Regions from separate parts of the Homo sapiens genome. Here all the other regions are linked to region 1. The links are chromatin contacts, found by Hi-C or POLR2A ChIA-PET in ENCODE. All regions are on one chromosome and are shown on one strand. Each heading gives the region's core, a stretch centred on a gene start or an enhancer-like site at or near the end of the contact. The rest is flanking DNA. Distances are from core to core; before and after follow the strand shown. Region 1 holds the start of AGPAT2 (1-acylglycerol-3-phosphate O-acyltransferase 2). Region 2 holds the start of PTGDS (prostaglandin D2 synthase). Region 3 holds the start of FBXW5 (F-box and WD repeat domain containing 5).

What was found. Hi-C counts contacts between places; a loop is a spot of excess contacts on that map. ChIA-PET counts read pairs that join two places held with the same protein, here RNA polymerase II (POLR2A). Pooled maps may share reads with other maps.
Region 2: a pooled map shows a loop between it and region 1 (3-fold over the local background). The contact joins the promoter of PTGDS here to the promoter of AGPAT2 in region 1. A Hi-C loop is called at or near these places in 1 of 50 pooled maps.
Region 3: a map of gastrocnemius medialis shows a loop between it and region 1 (5-fold over the local background). The contact joins the promoter of FBXW5 here to the promoter of AGPAT2 in region 1. A Hi-C loop is called at or near these places in 1 of 168 maps with a recorded cell type or tissue (gastrocnemius medialis) and 5 of 50 pooled maps. POLR2A ChIA-PET finds 5 or more read pairs at or near these places in 2 of 52 experiments (A673 and activated CD8-positive, alpha-beta memory T cell).

The regions. Positions count from the first base shown.
Region 1 is chr9:136,685,722-136,689,044 of GRCh38, forward strand. It overlaps AGPAT2 (1-acylglycerol-3-phosphate O-acyltransferase 2), which reads right to left and starts at 1,736. Exons shown (of 6, transcript NM_006412.4): 1 at 1,455-1,736. The coding sequence starts at 1,636. RefSeq lists an enhancer at 341-1,202 and silencers at 923-1,492, 1,713-1,912, 2,383-2,462.
Region 2 is chr9:136,975,965-136,979,287 of GRCh38, forward strand. It overlaps PTGDS (prostaglandin D2 synthase), which reads left to right and starts at 1,540. Exons shown (of 7, transcript NM_000954.6): 1 at 1,540-1,728; 2 at 3,029-3,168; 3 at 3,259-3,323. The coding sequence starts at 1,615. It also overlaps LOC124902312. RefSeq lists an enhancer at 2,600-3,323.
Region 3 is chr9:136,942,665-136,945,987 of GRCh38, forward strand. It overlaps FBXW5 (F-box and WD repeat domain containing 5), which reads right to left and starts at 2,074. Exons shown (of 9, transcript NM_018998.4): 1 at 1,930-2,074; 2 at 1,227-1,442; 3 at 685-842; 4 at 105-279; 5 at 1-31. The coding sequence starts at 1,419. C8G (complement C8 gamma chain) reads left to right here and starts at 2,579. Exons shown (of 7, transcript NM_000606.3): 1 at 2,579-2,794; 2 at 2,970-3,106; 3 at 3,265-3,323. The coding sequence starts at 2,657. RefSeq lists an enhancer at 487-1,252 and silencers at 1,088-1,157, 1,538-2,117.

The sequences.
Region 1 (3,323 bases), core at 486-2,985:
CTCAGCTGGGAAAGCCGCACCCTCGCCCCTACTCTGAAGCACCCCAGGGGCTGAGGGGGGCCCCTCACAGAGACCCCTGCCTACAGGGGATCCCAGGGCCAGAACCACAGGTGAGGCCTTCACAGATTCCAGCACAGGTGCCCAGAGCCCAGCCCCCAGGAACTCCCTGTTTCTGCAAACTGCCTTCCTCGCTGAAGGGTGCTCCACTGGGGACGTCAGCGCCAGTCACCACCTGGGCCAGCCCTGGAGTGTGCGCTCCCCGGGACCCCGGCCTGGGCCACCTGGCCCACATCACCACTGGTCACACACGTCTGGCTGAGCAGCCAGCAGGCCCTTCTCGGACTCTCCATGCTCACCATCAGGCCCAGGGTCCTCCTTCATATTCCTGGAGCTTCTGGGGCTCCGTTGGAAGCCATGACTGTAGGCCCGTTCCAGCAGCCTCAGTGCCCTCCCAGGGCTGGCAAGGACAGCGAGTGCAGGGAGCTAGCAAACCCTCACCCACTGCCCCTGGAACCACGGGGAAGGGGGCCTCTGGGGCCACAATGCCCCCACCCCAGGCCATTGCAAAAGCCACTGGCTGGGCAGTCCAAACAGGGCAGGGAGAAATGTAGCAACAGCCTGGGGACGGCTAACAGGGAGAGGGGGCAGGCAAGAGCCTTCTCCAGCAGCCACCCCGCCCAGGAGCAGGCAGCCCCCGCCGTCTTTGGCAGCCCAGTCTGACCTCTGGCCCCCAACCCCAGCCTGGCAAAACCAAGCTCCCACCTTCTGGAAGGCGTCCAGGGGAAAATTTCAGCCCCGCCGAACCCTAGTCCTAACTCTTCCTTCCCTTCGCTTGGAAGCTGGGCCCCCGGAGCTGTAGGCCAGGGGCGCGCTCCCCAGCACGGAAGCAGGTCCCCTCCGGGTCCCCCACCTCCCTGCGAAGAGGAAAGGGAGAGAAAGGGGAACCCGCCCCACAGGTGCGCCCATCACCGGGCGGACAGTCAGGAGGGGGTCGGAGGGAGGCCGAGGGGTGCCCCCACGCCGTCGTGCGCCCTGATCAATAGCCCTGGGGCAAGTCCCCGCCGCCCCGGCCTCGGTTTCCCCGCTCAGGAAGCAGGGCTGAGCCTCTCCCAGCGCGGACCGGCCCCCTTTCTCTCCGAAAGCTGCTCCACCCCCGGAACCCCACGCCGGGCTGCAGGGACGCGGCGGAGGCCGAAACCGGTGTAGACGCCCGGGGCCAGGGCGGGGGGTGGGGTGCTGGGCACTGTGACGCCGGCTCCTTGACCCCGTGACTCCGGGACCCCCTGACTCCGGGACCCCCTCCTGTGCCTGCCGCCGGCCCAGGCGCGCTCTCCCCGGAGCCCCGGAGCGGGGCGGGACGGGCGGGGCAGGAAGGAGGGAAGCCCAGAAGAAAGTTAGGGAAGCGGAAGCGGCGCGGCGGTTCCCCGGCCCCTCCCGGCGGCCCCCGGCCTTGCCTCATGTTCTCCACCGTCCGGCCGCCGTGGCGCAGCAGGCAGACGAGCGAGGCCACGGCGGACACCGTGAAGCACAGCGCGCAGTACAGGGCGACCTTGGCGTAGAACTCGGCCGCGCGGCTCAGCTGCACCAGCAGCAGCAGCAACAGCAGCGCCGCGGCCAGACACGGCCACAGCTCCATGGCCCGGCCCGGCGCCCGACGGCGCCGCCAGCTCGCTCCCGCTCCCGCTCCCGCTTCTCCCCCGCGCGCTCAGGCCCCTTATTGCGAGGGCGGCGGGGCTGGGCGGGGCGGGGCGCGGCGTGGGGGAGGAGCGCGCGGCAGGGAAGGGCTAGGTGCGGCGCCCCGCCCCGACACTGTCCCCAACAACGCCCCGACACGGTCCCCTCACCAGGCCCCGCCCCGCCACTGTCCCCAACCCCGCCCCGACACGGCCCCCCCTTCCCGCCCTGGGTCACCCGGCCCGGACCTCCCCTCCACGCTCCCTCCCCACAGCCTTCTGCCAGGTTACCGAGGCTCTGGCGCTCTGCTCCCACCCTCCCGGTCCCAGGGGACCCCCCCATCATGGCTTGCCGGTGGCTCGGGCTCTGGCGCTGCCCCCCATGGTCTGGGCCTCCTGCCCCGCCCGGTGCCCCCTCCCCCCGCTGCCGGGGCAGCCACAGGCTCCCGCGCGCAGAACCACAGCTCCCCAAGGGCGTAAAACCAGCGGGGATGCGCCCGTGCCAGGCCGGTGGCCACGCAAAGGGCCGCCGGAACCGCCCCCGAGTGACCAGTGGCCACCTGGCAGAAAGCCTGGCTCTTAGGGTGTTCTCGGTCCCCTGCGGGGAGACTCGTGGGGGCGCGCAGGCCAACTGGGGCGTGTGTCTGGGCGGGGCTGGGTTGCCCCACCCTGGGTGCCAGAAGTAGCCTTGTCACCAGGGACGCTCCGGGGGCAGGCGAGGTGGGTGTCAGGTGGCGGCGTTCACATCCGCTTGGCAGCACGGCCAGCGTGGCAGGGCAAGGTGCAGCTGGGACAAGGGCAGCAGTCACCTGGCCCGGCCCCCACCCGGCGTCCCACCTCAGGGAGCAGATGGAGATTGAAAAGCAGTTTCCTGGGGTCCCTCCTCATAGGGACTCTTGGGTTTGCTGCAGTTGCGGGAGTGCTGGCCGCCCTGCGCTCTAACGGGTCAGCAGGGGAGCACGGCCCCTCTTTTTTCAGATGCAGAGTTGAGCTGTTAAAACATTTCCCTGAACATTGTAACCACCCCCCAAACTGTACTGAGAGAATGACAAATACAGAAACTGCTCTTCAAATGAATGGGGAACTGCGGTCCTGAAGGACGTGGGGTCTCGCTGCCTGGGCTCAGCAGCCCCTGCCCAGGCGGTCCCAGCTTTTCTTGAAAGTGGAGACACATCCTTTTGCCTTAGGCCTGTAGGCATCTTACAGCGAAACCCAGGAGAGCATTTTCCAGCCCAGTCTCCTTCCAGATCCATATGGGCTTCATCTGGAATCAGCTTGGAGGGCCTGGCTTGACCTCTTTCCACGCTTGGAGCCGGAACTGCACACCCCGCAGCCGGGAGGTCTGAGAGCTGCACTGCTGTGCCTCTGAGAGGCTGAGAGGTGGCTGCTGACGGCTGCGGGGTTTTCATCTTCCAGGGCAGATGAGGTGGGTGCACCCTGCAGACAGGAGTGCCGCTGCCGGGAGCTGGGGGATGCGGGGGTGTGGGCTGGGGTCCCAGGTGGACTTCCTGGAGGAGTGGGGCTTCACAGCACCTTCAGCTGGAGGCTCTGTGCACCCAGGTCCCGAGCAGGTTGTACCCTGGCTGTGGAATCCAGTCCTCACAACCATCAGGCCTGTCCAGGGGCTTTACATGCCAGCCCCCTTCTTGT
Region 2 (3,323 bases), core at 290-2,789, 290 kb after region 1:
AGCCCCCAGCTCTGTAGCTGAGCCAGGCTTGCGGGCCACGCGGGGTCCCGGGTTTAGGCACCCCACCCCTATCTGTTCCAACAGACTCTCCCTCTCAGCCCATGGCACAGATGGCATCTGAGCTAGCAGCACGCTGCTGCTTCAGGCAGGGGTTGATAGGAGGTCCAGGTGGAGGAGTGGGTTCTCAGGACTGCCTTGGCCCCCCTGCACCGCTGCCCTCCTTCTCCCTGCCTCTCAGGTGCCTCCCGGCTCCCTGGGACTCACTCCCTCACCTTGGCCTCTGCCTGGGATGCTACCCGGCCACCCCCACCAGCCCTGACACCAGTGCTGCCCACTAGCCCCTGCTGCTACATAGGCATGCGCCTCCCCCAGTCTGGGCTCCTTGACCCCCGGGCACTGGGGAAGGGGAACAAGGAAGCAGTCCACACCAGCCCACTCCCAGGGCTCGTGCGCCCCCAGCAAGGGATGGGCCACAGAATCCAGGAAGAAGACGGGCTCCGGCCCCCAGTGGTCGCCAGCAGCCCCGTAGAAGCTCACCACCCCACCCCATCCGACTCACTCCTGCTCTCATGTACATTTCCCAGCTCCCCACCCGGGCTCACCTTCAGACCAGCGGCAGCGCTCACCCACCACGCCTGCCAGGGAAGCTCAGTCCCAACAGAATCCAGAGAGGGCCCACCACATGTGCCTGCCTGTGACGGCCTGTGACAGGGCCCCAGCCAGGGCCAACGAGCTGGAGGGGCCCAAGGAGCTGGGTGCAGCGCTGGGGTAACAGGACAGCCCCACGGGGTGCTCCCGAGTCTGGACCAGACTCGGGGTGGGGAGGCCCAGACTCGGCGGGGGGCAGACTTGGGGTGGGGGGATTGCTGGGGGAAGTTGGGGCCTCTGGCAAGGGATAGGGCCTGTGCTCAAGCCCAAAGGTGCCCCAGGCTGAAATGGGCACCCAGGGGTCACTATCAGAGCCCCAACAGCTGGCCATGGGGGAAGCCATGCCCAGCAAACCTGGCCCTCGGGACCCTGCGGGCCAGATCAAGTTTCTCTACCTTGGCCTGAGCTTCTCATCAACACTTCACTTGCTGGGCGTTTCAGGACCAAACTCTCAGGGTGGAAGTGGGGCTTGTGTCCCCTTCTGGGGTGGCAGGGCTCGGAAAGGGAATGATGGTAGGGGCTGTGAGATGTGGGTCCTGGCCCCCAGTGGGAAGTCACCAGAGGCCTCGGAGGCGGGCATGGCTGAGGAACACAGCCCCTGCCCTATCAGGGCCGCTGGGTTGGTGGGCCCTGCCAGCAGGAGGAGGGTGGGCAAGGTCCCTGCCAGCTCTGTCTCTGGGACCAGTGGGCAGGGGCCTCTGCCTCACCCCCACGCTGCCTCAGCTGGGGCAGCAGGCCCAGGCCTCTTGCATAAGCGCCCTGTGGGGGACGAGGCTGCAGCTGTGCCTGGCCACCCCATCCCCCAGCATCACGAGTGTTCAGTGGGCTGTCCCCGGGCCCTGGGTGGAGGCCAAGCCTGGCCCATAAATAGGGGTCTCCTCAGTGCCCTCCGCTCCTCCTGCACACCTCCCTCGCTCTCCCACACCACTGGCACCAGGCCCCGGACACCCGCTCTGCTGCAGGAGAATGGCTACTCATCACACACTGTGGATGGGACTGGCCCTGCTGGGGGTGCTGGGCGACCTGCAGGCAGCACCGGAGGCCCAGGTCTCCGTGCAGCCCAACTTCCAGCAGGACAAGGTGAGGGGCTTTCCTGCGTCATCCCCAAGGGCTACAGGACCCTGTCAGGGGAAGGGCACTTTCCGGCTGGGTCTTCCCCCTGGGAGGAGTGAGCGAAGTCCCGCAGTGCCGGGCAGTGCCGGCCAGGGACTGAGCGGGCGCGCAGGAAGGAGGCTGGGTAGCCGCCCGAGGAGGCTGCCCGCGAGAAGCCCTCCCTGGGCACCGCGTCCCGTCTCCCCTGATGGGCCACGCAGACACCGGGCCACACACGCGCCCACGCCAGCCAGACACGTCCACCCCTGTGGGCACGCGACCCCCAGAGGACACACGAGCGCACGTTCCACACCTGGGTGCCAGGACACGGGCGGGTGGGGCACAGGGATGGCGACAAACACTCCGTGCGCGGTGGGGGTTGGGAGGGACGCGCACCGCACAGACAGCCGGCGACGCGCGCTCTCGCCCGGGAGCTGCTCGGGGAAGCGCCGGAGCGCGGGTCCCCGCGCCGCGCGCCCCTCCCTGGCGTCGAGGAGAACCCCAGCGGTCCGCAGAGCTGAGCCGAAGACCCGCCCCGATCCCCGCCAGGAATGCGACGTCCTCTGCCGCCCGCTGTATGGGCCAGGCGCTCAGCCAGGGCACAGAATCGGGACCGGGGGCGGAGGGGCCGAAGCTGGCTGGTGGGCGGCGTGCGAGGGTGAGGGACTGTCCTCGGGAGGGGCGTGGCCAGACGGGGGTGCTGGGTGTCAGGGGCGTGGCCAGCTTCTGGGGCTGAGGCGTGAGGGGCGGGGCCATCTCCGGGGGAGGGGGAAGTGGGGCGTGGTCATCTCCTGGGGCGGGGCGTGAGGGGCGGGGCCACCTCCCGGGGCGGGGCGGGGGCCTGATGGGCGTGGTCAGCTCCTGGGGCGGGGACGTGAGGGGCGGGGTCAGCTCCTAGGGGGGCATGGGGCGTGAGGGGCGCGGTCAGTTCCCTGGTTGTGGACATGAAGGGCGGGGCCAGCTCTTGGGGCGGGGTCGTGAGGGGCGTGGTCAGCTCCTGGGGCGGGGATGTGAGGGGCGGGGTCATCTCCTGGGGCGGGGATGTGAGGGGCGTGGTCAGCTCCTGGGGCGGAGATGTGAGGGGCGGGGTCATCTCCTGGGGCGGGGATTGAGGGGCGGGGGTCAGTTCCTGGGGCGGGGCGTGAGGGGCGTGGCTGCTCGGGGGATTGGGCGTGGGGGCGGGGCCGGGTTGGAGACCGGAGGAGTAGACGGCAGAGGCGCCCCCGCAGGTAGGCGCAGGTGGGTCCGGAGGGTCCTGGCCGACGCGGGTGGGGGTCGCTCGCCGCAGTTCCTGGGGCGCTGGTTCAGCGCGGGCCTCGCCTCCAACTCGAGCTGGCTCCGGGAGAAGAAGGCGGCGTTGTCCATGTGCAAGTCTGTGGTGGCCCCTGCCACGGATGGTGGCCTCAACCTGACCTCCACCTTCCTCAGGTGGGACAGCGGGCAGGTGGGTTTCTGGGACGGAGAGGTCCAGGGACACCCTCGGGCCTAACCCCTGACCCTGAGGTCACCCACCTACAGGAAAAACCAGTGTGAGACCCGAACCATGCTGCTGCAGCCCGCGGGGTCCCTCGGCTCCTACAGCT
Region 3 (3,323 bases), core at 824-3,323, 260 kb after region 1:
TTCCGCACGCGGGACAGCAGCGCGAAGGAGTCTGTGGGGAGGCCGGGGCTGGACAGGCTGTCGGCGTGGGGCGGGGGCAGGGTCAACCCGCCGCCCGTGCTCACCTAGGCTGATGACAGCAATCTCGCCGGATGAGGAGTTGTGCGGCCCCAGGAACACCCCCGAGGCCAGCAGTAGCGAGTCGTCCTTGTTGAACTGGGAGAACTGGGTGTAGCTCCAGTTGTAGGGCCGCATGTCCGCGCTGTGCAGCAGCGAGATGGTCAGGTCGTTGCTCCAGATCTGTTCGGCAGGGGCGGCTGTAGTGATCGCCTGGCCAGGTCGCGGGGCGGGGGCCTGCTACTACACAGCCATGAGGCCCCAGCTCTGCCAGCCCTACTCAGAGGCCACCAGGGAGCAGGGACCCCTTCCAGCCACTGTCATCCACTCGGGGGGCATTGGTATAGAGCGGAGGAGCCTGCCCCTGAAGCAGGCGGCTGTGTGTGGGACCCTCTCCTCAGCACTCAGGGCCACCCTGCACCGCTCCTGATCCTCTGTGGTCCCTCCGCTGGATGCAGGGAGGCTGCTGTCACCTCTGGCCTGACCCACCCCCCCCCCCACCACCACCTGGTTGGAACGCCTGGGTCCTGGGACCTCCGTGCTGCGGCAGAGCTGGGTGGGGTGTGCAGGACACCTGGCCGTCCTCACCTTCACAGTGCAGTCCTTGGAGCAGGACGCGAACTGGTACCCGGAATGGGAGAAGCTGAGGTGCAGGACCTGGTCTGTGTGTTCCCGCAGCGTCTGCACCTCCACGCAGGGCACCGTGTCATACAGCCGCTGGAACTCCTCGTACCAGGACATGGCCGCTGCGGGTGGGCAGTTGTCAGTCCTGGGCCCGGGCCTTCCTCGCAGTCACGGCCATGAGCCGAGTGTGGCCCCAGCAGTCCTGGCAGGCCCCGTGGTGCCCCTGGAACCCACTAGTCATGGCATAGGCCTCGGCTGGGGGATTCAACCCTGTAGCTCACAGAGACCCCTGTACCCCCCACCCCCCAAGTGACCCAATGAACCCTCTGGCCTCCAAGCTCTGAGGGGCGCCTGCGCTGTGTCCTGACAGGCCTCTATCAGGGTGTGGGGGGGTGAGCATGGACACGCGGGGCCGCGGGGCGGGCCCCCAGCCAGGCTGACCCCCAAGCGCAGGGGCCCGGGGCCCTGGCTGCAGAACGTGGGTAGGGGCCCCACACGCCACTGACCTGGGTGTCGGGGCACGTCGCGGGCCACCTGGTAGTAGCGGTAGAACTGCTCCCTCCACAGGAACTCGTCCCGCGACACGGCCTGCCATTGGCGGCACACCAGCCCGGCGGCCAGCACGTCGGCCGGGCCCAGGCTCAGGAAGATCTGGTAGACCAGGCTGTCGGGGAGCAGGGGCGTGCCGCCCTCGTCCATCGTGACATTCTGCCCAGGCGGCCCTGAAACCCACCAACGGCTGCCCTCAGCCCAGGCCCGGGAAGGGAGGCCGAGAGCGGGCGTCCTGTTCCTCCAGCCCCAACCGTCCCGCCGGGAGTTCCACGGGGCTGCGTGTCTGCAGGGGACGCCCGGGTACCGCCGCCCAACCAAGGACCCGGCAGCTCCGGGCGGGCCGGGCCGGCCCCTCTCCGCCGCGTCATCCCCCGGCCTCCTGCGGCCGGCAGCGGGCGCCCCTCAGCCCGCCAGGGCCCGGACCGCCGCACGCGAGGCACGGGGACACCAGGCGCCGTCCGGGGACGGGCTTCCGCCGAGAGGAAGCTCGGGGCGGCCAGGCAGTGGCCTCCGCCCTGCGGCCCTGGAGCAGCTCTGCCCGGCGGGCTCGGGGCGGACGGCGGGGACGAGCGCACGGGCGGCCTCGGGGCTCCTGCACTCGCCCAAGGCGGGCGGGGACGACAAGGCGGGACCCCCGAGGGCCGCAGGCGCACTCACCACGGCCGCCTCCGCCCGCTGCGCCGCCCCCGCCCTGCGCGACCCGGACCCGCTTCCGCTGCCGCAGCCGCTCGGACCGCCGCCCCCGCCCAACGGGGAGCCCGCCAGGCCCGACGCCACGAGCCCCGAGGCATCGATGGCCGAGGAAGGCAGAGCGCGCGGGTAGCCCGCATCCGCCCCTCGTGCGCCTGCGCCTTGGGCTCCGGCGGCCTGGCCGGCTTTTCTTTGTGCGCCTGCGCGCACTCGGGCGCATTGGGAACAGCGCCCCTTGTGGCCAGCGGGCGGCGGTCGTGGGCGGGGTTGCAGGCGAGGCTCAACGAACGCTGGTTCGGGACCCGCCTCCGGCGCTCCCTGTTGCCGGGCCCTGAGCAAGTGGCTTCATGAACCCCGTGACGTTGGCCATGGAGATAAGACCACTGGGTGATGGTTTAAGGAAGATAACGTGTAAAGGGCTAAGGACTGTCGGTGGAAATCAGGGGTGCAGGAGAAATGGATAAACAGCCAGAGGTCAACTCGGACTTTGTACATAGGACATGGTGCCAGGGCCCTGCCAGGAAGTGCAGATCGAAGCTAGGCTCACGAGGAGGCTGGAGGTGGGGGGTGGGGAGGCAACGGATGGACATGGACTTCCTGGGCTGGGCTCTGTGACAGCAGAGTAGACTCTGTCCTGGGACTTGGTGGTGCTACCCTTGGCCTCCCACAGTCCTGCCACCCTGCTGCCGCCACCATGCTGCCCCCTGGGACTGCGACCCTCTTGACTCTGCTCCTGGCAGCTGGCTCGCTGGGCCAGAAGCCTCAGAGGCCACGCCGGCCCGCATCCCCCATCAGCACCATCCAGCCCAAGGCCAATTTTGATGCTCAGCAGGTAGAAGTTGGGGGGGGTAGAGGGAGGCAGGTAGAAGTTGTGGGAGGGGTAGAGGGAGACAGGTAGAAGTTGTTGCGGGGGAGAGGGAAGCAGGTGAAGTTGTGGGGGGTGTAGAGGGAAGCAGGTGAGGGGCCCTCCCACAGTGCCCTCGAGTTCTCCCATGGTCTGCCCCCAGTTTGCAGGGACCTGGCTCCTTGTGGCTGTGGGCTCCGCTTGCCGTTTCCTGCAGGAGCAGGGCCACCGGGCCGAGGCCACCACACTGCATGTGGCTCCCCAGGGCACAGCCATGGCTGTCAGTACCTTCCGAAAGCTGTGAGTCCCAGAGCAGCCCTGCACCCTAACCCCAACCCTCCTCTCAGCCCCCGGACTTCAGCCCTGCTCTGGCCCCTGACCCCACCCCGGCTGTGGCCTGGACTAGGATTCCTGGTTGGGGTCTCCCAGCCTGTGGTGCCTCCTCCCCGCCCCCCCAGGGATGGGATCTGCTGGCAGGTGCGCCAGCTCTATGGAGACACAGGGGTCCTCGGCCGCT